Linked DNA regions of Mus musculus: all the other regions are linked to region 3. A link is a loop called in an ENCODE intact Hi-C map of the cell type or tissue named here. Cell type or tissue: heart. All regions are shown on one strand.

The links. Hi-C counts contacts between places; a loop is a spot of excess contacts. Peaks named below come from ENCODE experiments on the same cell type or tissue, not always from the same donor. Only the 100,000 strongest peaks of a DNase experiment are listed, where the experiment ranks them.
Region 1: it touches region 3 in a loop (5-fold over the local background); 12 of 42 quality-filtered maps call a loop at or near these places.
Region 2: it touches region 3 in a loop (7-fold over the local background); 11 of 42 quality-filtered maps call a loop at or near these places.

What each region holds. Positions count from the first base shown.
Region 1 is chr12:80,059,628-80,062,127 of GRCm38, forward strand. The region is part of intron 3 of Gm36660 (a long non-coding RNA gene); the gene reads right to left. Among named protein-coding and RNA genes, the nearest start is that of Gm36660, 25 kb to the right of the region's middle. RefSeq lists an enhancer at 338-2,500. In heart, no CTCF peak of the experiment used is centred here; DNase peaks (open chromatin) are centred at 924, 1,434 and 2,344; H3K27ac peaks cover 2,500 bases.
Region 2 is chr12:79,837,064-79,839,563 of GRCm38, forward strand. It overlaps a transcript of Rad51b not described here. Among named protein-coding and RNA genes, the nearest start is that of Gm3596, 6.4 kb to the left of the region's middle. In heart, no CTCF peak of the experiment used is centred here; a DNase peak (open chromatin) is centred at 1,328; H3K27ac peaks cover 2,154 bases.
Region 3 is chr12:80,111,646-80,114,145 of GRCm38, forward strand. It overlaps Zfp36l1 (zinc finger protein 36, C3H type-like 1), which reads right to left and starts at 1,368. Exons shown (of 2, transcript NM_007564.5): 1 at 1,174-1,368. The coding sequence starts at 1,230. It overlaps Gm52006, which reads right to left. Exons shown (of 3, transcript XM_030247048.1): 3 at 1,935-2,500. In heart, no CTCF peak of the experiment used is centred here; DNase peaks (open chromatin) are centred at 226, 656, 1,376 and 2,106; H3K4me3 peaks cover 2,500 bases; H3K27ac peaks cover 2,500 bases.

The DNA of each region.
Region 1 (2,500 bases), 52 kb before region 3:
CAAGGGCTTAATGAAAGTTGGGTCCCATGAACAGCTATGAAGATCGCTCACCAGTCTGACAGCTTTTCTAGGGCAACAACCATGCCCTCTTGTTTTCAAGTGCTTCCTACCTCTCCGTACAAACTGTGGTTTCATCCGTTACAGGTCTTTTCCCTATGGTAGTTCCATGTGGGGAAAAAAAAAAAAACATCTTTTAATACATGGTCCTGTGCAGATAGGTGAGCAGGGACTGACCGGCACACACACTCACTAACTTTGGCCCGCATGAGTTTAGGAATCAGATAAATGTTTCACTCCTGCTCAGGAAGTAGCTGGGTCATGAAATCAGATATGGGAGGATGTTGGTCCATGGGAGGGCCCTCACAATAGGGACTGTGAGGAGTGGGGGAGACGGGCTTGCAAGTCTGCCCTGGGGGTTGGTGTGCAAATATGGACAGCCAGAGGAAGTCTTGGCCTCCAGGTGTGAAAAATGTCCCTCTTGGAGATCAAGAGTTCAGCCAAAGTTTGTTGAGTTGCTCTGTGAATTTTAAAGAGTAAAAAGTGACCTGGGGAACATTTCTGATGAACTTTCCTTAATGTGGTTATCCCGTGGTTAAAATTATAACAGTTTCTGGGAGTGAGCCTAACGAGTCAACACACTGAATTCAGAAAATGTCTCCTGATTGCCAGAGAGTGGGCTCTGTTTTGCCTAACCCCATGCTTTGCTCGAGGTAGGTTCGTAGCAAATGCTAGCTGAATGCCCTGAAACACACAAATGAGTAGTTGGGGGACAATCCATTCTTCTTGGGCCTCTGAACCTAGAATCAGAAAGCAGGAAGCAAACCCCAGAGCAGACAGGGCTTTACCACACACGGGTCTTGTGATCTGCACTCCGTGACCTTCAGCTGCTGTGGCTGCGGATGGGATAATACATCGCCTTAATAAGCAGTTTGGAAGAGCAAGGGCGATTTCGTATCTGAAAGCCCTCTGTGATTGACAATAGGCTGTTGTACAGATCTAAGATAATCAGAAAGGATTCCAAGCCCAGTTCTCCTCCACCTTTAGCTGTGCGATCTTGCTCAAGATAGTTAACCCACCCAGACTTCTCATCTGCACACAAAAGGGACGTGAGGCCTATGCACTTGAAAGAGCCAAGATGACCTTTCTCCTCCTGTTATTTTCTTTCCCCTGGGATGTCATTCTCTGTGTTTTCTAAACAGACTAGTACATTAACTAGGTGATATGTGAGCCCTTGATGTGCCTGTGATTATTATTATTTAATGACACTCATTAAAGCAGGCTGACTTCTGATTGGCCATAGATCTCACTCACACACACACACACACACACACACACACACACACACACAGCAGCTGCGGTGGCCTCTCAGGACTGCTTCCTTATCAGGACCCTGCCACCCAGGTGTTTCCTCATCTTAGAATCCACCCTCTAGGTTTCCTCAAATTGTGTCTTTCAGATGGTACCCACCCTGACCTGGTGAGTGACAGGAAGTACTTCAGAGTGATGGCCCCAGCCACCTCTCAGGAAAAACACAGTGACCTCCCACACCCAACCTCCACTTTCAGGGCCTCTGATAGAAGCAGAAGCTTCCAGAAACAGCCATGAGTCCCATATATTGTCTCTAAGACCTGTCTGTCTAAAATAGGAAGGTTGATTTTTGGCTTTGATTTTTATTTTCTTTTTAAGACAAGTTCTCATATAGCCCAGGCTGGCCCTGAGTCAAGGATAGCCCAACTGTGATGTTCCTACCACCACAATACTGGGATTACAGGCTTGTGCCATTCAAGCCCAGTGTGTGTGGTGGTAGAGAACAAACCCATGGTTTCCTGCATGCTAGGTAAGCACTCCACCTACTGAGCTACATCCCCAGCCCCTGGTGTGTGTGTGTGTGTGTGTGTGTGTGTGTGTGTGTGTGTGTGCGCGCGTGCGCACGCATGTGTACATATTTTTAAAACTCCTAAATAGTGTGCTGACTTACACCACTCATGCATGCTCTTTATTATGCACCCTCAGTCTCCTTTGGAAGATGTCACACTACACTTTCAGAGACATTATAGAAGGTTTGTCTGTCAGTGCCAGGTCAAAGCCCCACAGGTTAGGGTCCCAGAGAGGATCACACCAAGAGTCCCAGTACCTCCCTCTCACTTCTATGGACGTGCTGGGACCTCACATCCCAAAGTCCTGGGACCAAGTCTCCTGGCCTTATCTTTTCTTTTCACTGAGCCTCCATGCTTGTGTCCACCATGTGGACAGCTTTTAAGCCCCTCTCACAAAGCCTGGTGCTTGAGACAAAGTTAGCCAGGTTCTGCTCTTTGTCCACATTTCAACAACTCTTCTGCCTGATATTAAAAATAGCTTTGTCTGGTCGAGTGAGATCAGGCCAGGAGACAGGCGCCTGCTGTTCTAATCTCAGCCTCACAAATAGCTCTTGATGCGCTTGAGTTTCCCTCAGCACCTTCAGGGGCTCCGACTGCAACAGGGGCCTGCTTAGTTACCTCTG
Region 2 (2,500 bases), 270 kb before region 3:
CTGTTCTCTGAGGTTGCTATTCAGCAGGGAGGAGGACGACCAGTCAGACCTGCATAGCGTTTGAAAGGATGGTAATGATAATGGTCACATTATAGAATCCTTAGCGTGTGCTAGGTACATCACAGACGTTATCTCATGCAGTTCTGAGTGAGAAGAGTCCTCTGAGGTTTCTAGTATTGCCGATGTGTAAACTGAGGCCATGAGATGTCAGGTCGCCTAGTCAAGATCACTTGGTGACCTTCAACCCAGGTCTTCCCGTGTTCAATTTGTAGCATTATAAAAGGCTCAAGCCCCAAAGAATGGTGGGCCAACATCCCACAGTGACTAGCTGCCGGATAGGAACTGTTTTCCTTAGTTTCTGAATCTTGGCAGCAAAGGCACTAGAGTTTCCCCTTGGCAGGGAGGATTTTGCATATGGACTGAATGAAATTAAGAATGCCGAGATGGGAGGCTGAGGTGATAGCTCAGTGGGTAATAGCACTTGCTCTGCAAGCATGAGGACCTGAGTTTAGATCACCAACAGCCATGTTAAAAGCCACATATACCTCTCACTCCAGGACTAGGGATGGTCAGAGACAGGAAGATCATTGGCTTGCTAGCCATTAGTCTGGCCAAAACGCTGCAAACTCCAGGGTCAACAAGAGACTGACTCACAGTAATAAGGCAGAGAGCACCATAGTAGGAGAACTGACTTCCTCCTGTGCCCTCTACATATTCATGAAGTCTGCACATACACCTGTACACACATGTGTACCTACTTGCATGCGTATACCCCCCACTATACAAATAAATGAATCAGTGCTGAGATGAGATGGCCTGATCAGATGCTGCAAAACATCTACTTTCACAGGGAGCAACTGGAACTGGCTAACTTCCTCATCGCCGCAAGGCTCGGAGGTCCTTTCTCTTTTCCCAGGCATCTGGGGAAAAGGATGAATTCTCTAGGCAAGTGACCTCCCTGGTGTGAGAAATTTTTGTGTTCACTGCTGTGTCTGCCCCCTGCTTTTCCAACAACAGAGGACAAGTGTCTACAAAGCTGTCACGCAGTGACAGGAGCAGAGAGGAGGACCTGGGCTGGTCTGGGCACACTGACACTCTTTGGAGTCTCTTCTTTGCAGGTTTGCACTCTGGTGGGCACATCTTCAGAGTCTTGGGAGACGGCTCAGGTCTCCTTGCTATGGCTGAGGCTGGGGCGAGGCCAACATTGCAGCTTCTCTCCACTCCAGGGAGACAAATGCAGCCTGCCAGAATTTCCTCCCACACAGACCTCTGTAGGAGATAAAGGCAGAGAGGGAACTGCCACGGGACAGCCACATGATAAATTCCCTTGGGCCTCCTCCTGTGTTCATTGTTCTGCCCTGGTTGTTTTGAGTACAGTCAAAAGGAAGAGCCCTGTGCTATCAGACTGAGGAAGGAGGATGCTCTCCTATTGCCCTTGGCCACCCTCATTTTAAATGTGAGGAAACCAAAGGGCAATGTGCAGCCTAACCCCACCTGCCCCAGAGGAGCAGTCAGCCAGCCTTCCAGGGAAGCCGCAACCCCTCTCCAGACCAACAGCAGCACACTGGTGGCTCAGCCCTTGTCCTTTGACTCAACCCTGGGGACTGACAGATGAAACTGTTTGGGGTAGGAGCTAGAAATAGATTTTGGAGGGGCCCCATTACTTGTTGTTCATGCCCCAGGGCTGAGAACTGAACCTGTAAGGCCACAACTGTTAGGAAGGGACATCCTGCCTAACACTGGCTGGCTGCCTGCTTCTCAACTCAGAGCAGCTCAAGTTCCTGGGAACTGTAGTCAACTTTAGGGATCTGGGCTGTGTCCCAGGTTCAAGTTCAAGCATGGAGAACAGGATGCCGCCTCAGCCACCATGGCTGGATTTCTTCGAGGAAGTAGAGCAGAAAGCCTTGGCTTTCCTTAAGCTGTGTGCTCCCGAGGACACAAGTGCCAAATGGAGTGTTCTTCTTGAATTGCAGACTCAAGCAGATGTCCACCCTGTTCAAGGCTCGGGCTCTGACTGGACAGGTGTCTGGCTGCCATGGCCCGGGTCACCTTTGTCTGAGCTAGAAGGCCATGTCTGAGCCATCAAAGGGGTCTCAATGGGAGAAGACAGACATCAATGTGCTTCCTCAACCAGAAAGGTGATTTCAATTTGGCTGGAGCAGCCCAACCAAACAAGCAGGATCCTGTCGACTGAAAGATAGGGCTGCTGGAAGATCACACAGCAACAAAAAATGGGAACCATTATCAGACTTGTCCCAGCCCGGAGGGGCAGGGCCTTTGAAGCCACAGACAGGCTGAACAGAACTTTCTACCTGGGAGATGTTGGAGATGGGAGGTCAGGCTGCACCAGCCCACACCCCCATCACTCCCCCCCCCCCCAAAAAAAAACCCTGATCAAAGCCTGCTGCAGAAAGGAGGGGCATACAGCTGCAACCAGCTCCCCCCTCACGGGGCCGCCCAGGGCCTTCTGAAAGCAAGTGGACTGCTTTTGCAGGGGCCT
Region 3 (2,500 bases):
GGGGGCAAAAGAAAGAGAAATAGATCAAAGAGCGGGGCAGCGGGGCCCAGGATGGAGTTGGCTAGCTCAGGCTGCCGCCAGGGCAAACAGACTTGGAAAAACGCAGGGAGGGAAAGAAGCCGAAAATGCAAAGTTTTTGATGTTGCTCTTCAACTCCAGCACGGCCCTGCACCCCAACCCTGCAGCCCCGGGGCCTTGGCAGCTGCACCGACAGGAGCAGCGAGCTAGGAAGAGAGCAACATGACCCGACGTGTTTAAGGGAAGGCAAAAACAGTTCAGCAATTAAAAGTAGCCTAGCAGCTTCATCCTTTCAAATTGGGGGGTTGGGGGAAGTAGAGCGGGCAAAAAATTAACAACATTCACGGAGTTATTTCAATCGCACTCCTGGAACATTACGGTTTTAAAAGTTTTTTTCTGTTTTGTTTTTCAAAAACCTGACTGGCAAACTGCCCCATTTTGGCCCTCTTAAATCCTAACTGGCGGGAACTTGAGGTCTGGCAGCATTTTGTTCCCCTATTCCTTAGTCAACGAACCGTAGTGCCTCACAACCCAGGTAAGCAAACAGTTTCAGCCCCAAGTTTGCAGCACGATCGACCAGCTCCCGCAGCGGGAACCTAGCCCAGCTGGGGCGGACAAACTCCACTACAAAGTCGCTTTGCCTACATCTTTTTGAACCTTAAGTCGGCCTCTTTCTTCGTCGCATTATCTCTTAGCTCCCCAAAACAGACAGGAAAATTCTCCCAGTCAGATACCGCCCTGAGACCTCGCTTTTCCTAGAGACCCCTAGCAAAAGGTGTTGGGTAACCTCGAACATCTCCAGCGGGTACAGGAAACCCAAGGCGCACACTGCGAAGCCGAGCCCACCCGCTTAGCCCAGCTCCGGAGGTGCACCATGCAGAAAAGAATCCTTCAAAATTCGTCCCAAACCTAACCACTCTTCCGCACCTCCTTGCCCCGCAAACTGGAGCAGTCGCCCAGAACTTTGCTCCCCGGATTCACAGAACCCCACCTGGGACCTGAAACTTAAGTGCGAGGAGGACATAAACAAATTCCTTCACCATGGAGGGAAACGCAAGCAGTGAAACTCCTTCACGTCCCCGAGACCCAAACTTTTTAGAGTTTCTTGGAGCACAAGAGAAACTTTCAAAAAGCCAACGCTCCGCCCTGCTTTACCTTGCATAAAACTTCGCTCAAGTCAAAAATGGTGGCGGACACGAGGGTGGTGGTCATCGTGGGCGTTCGCACGGGGCAAGGACTAGGATCTGGTGTGTCGTGAAGGTCCCGGTGCGGGGAAGGCGCAGCCTCCGGCTCTCCGGTCAGGAGTCCCACACGCCTGCTCCCGGCGCCCCTCGCCTTTCTGACTCTCCCGGGCTGCGGCGCGCAAAGCCCAATTTATAAGATTTGGTGGGTTGGGGGGGGTGGAAGGAGGAGCTTTAAACGTATTTAAATGAAGAAGAGGAGGCGGAAAAAAAGTTGATTGACACTGAGGTTGAATCAGCCATGCGGTCAAGAGGGAGGGAGGGGTAAAGGGGGAGGAAAGAAACTTTCAAAAGGAAGAAGGGGGAGGGAGACGAGGAAAGAAGGCGGAAAAAAAAAAAAAAAAAAAGCACTCGGAGCGGCGCAAAACTTTTTTTTCTTAAAGAGGAAAAGTTTCGAGTCCGCGGGCTCCGGGGGCGCCCCTCCCCTGGGCCGAGCCCGGCAGAGGGGGAGGGGCGCCCACCCTTTGTCAACCTCGCTGCTCGGCTCTGTGACATCACTCATTCCACCCCCTTCGGAGTTCGAGTTGTTGTGTTTGTTGGTTTTTTTTTTTAAGAGTTGGAAGGCGGGCTCGACTCTCCTCTCTCTCTCTCTCTCTCTCTCTCTCTCTCTCTCTCTCTCTCTCTCTCCCCCCCCTCCTCCCTCCCTCTCCCCCCTGTCTTTTTTTTTTTTTTTTTTCTTCCTAGCAGGCGCTGGAGCTGGTCTTGAGCGGGCCAGGGCTGCGGTTTCCATCTTGAGCTAGTGTCCCTTGAAACTTCTCCAAGTGCCCGCACGACTTACCTTCCCCTGACTTCCCTGTCCACACCCGGCTGCCCATCGCAAAATGAGCTGGGCGAGGAGTTTAGGAATGCGGAGCACCCCAAATGTTCGAGTCAAGAGTTTTATGTTTGTTGTTTCCCATCAGTGAGCAAAAGAAGTAGGGATGACCAGAGAAAACTTTTTCTCCAGGAGAGCCTAGGCTGGAGGGGGCGAGAGCAGTAAGATTTTGCGCGCAGCGCGGGGTCCACGCGTGCTGGGCCGGCAGCCTGCGTTTTCCCGGTATGGTGGGGGCACCACTGCCTGGGCAGAATTCTTTCAGACCTAGATGGGGCGCTTTGTTCACATAACCGATCTTTAAACTTGCTACAGCAGAAAAGTCCAGACTTTCAAGGGCACCCCCTGAAAATAAAAGAGCAACAAGTCACTTTCCACGCGCGCTTTGAATTCGGGCTGCCTCCTCCACACATCCCCGAATGTTAAAAAC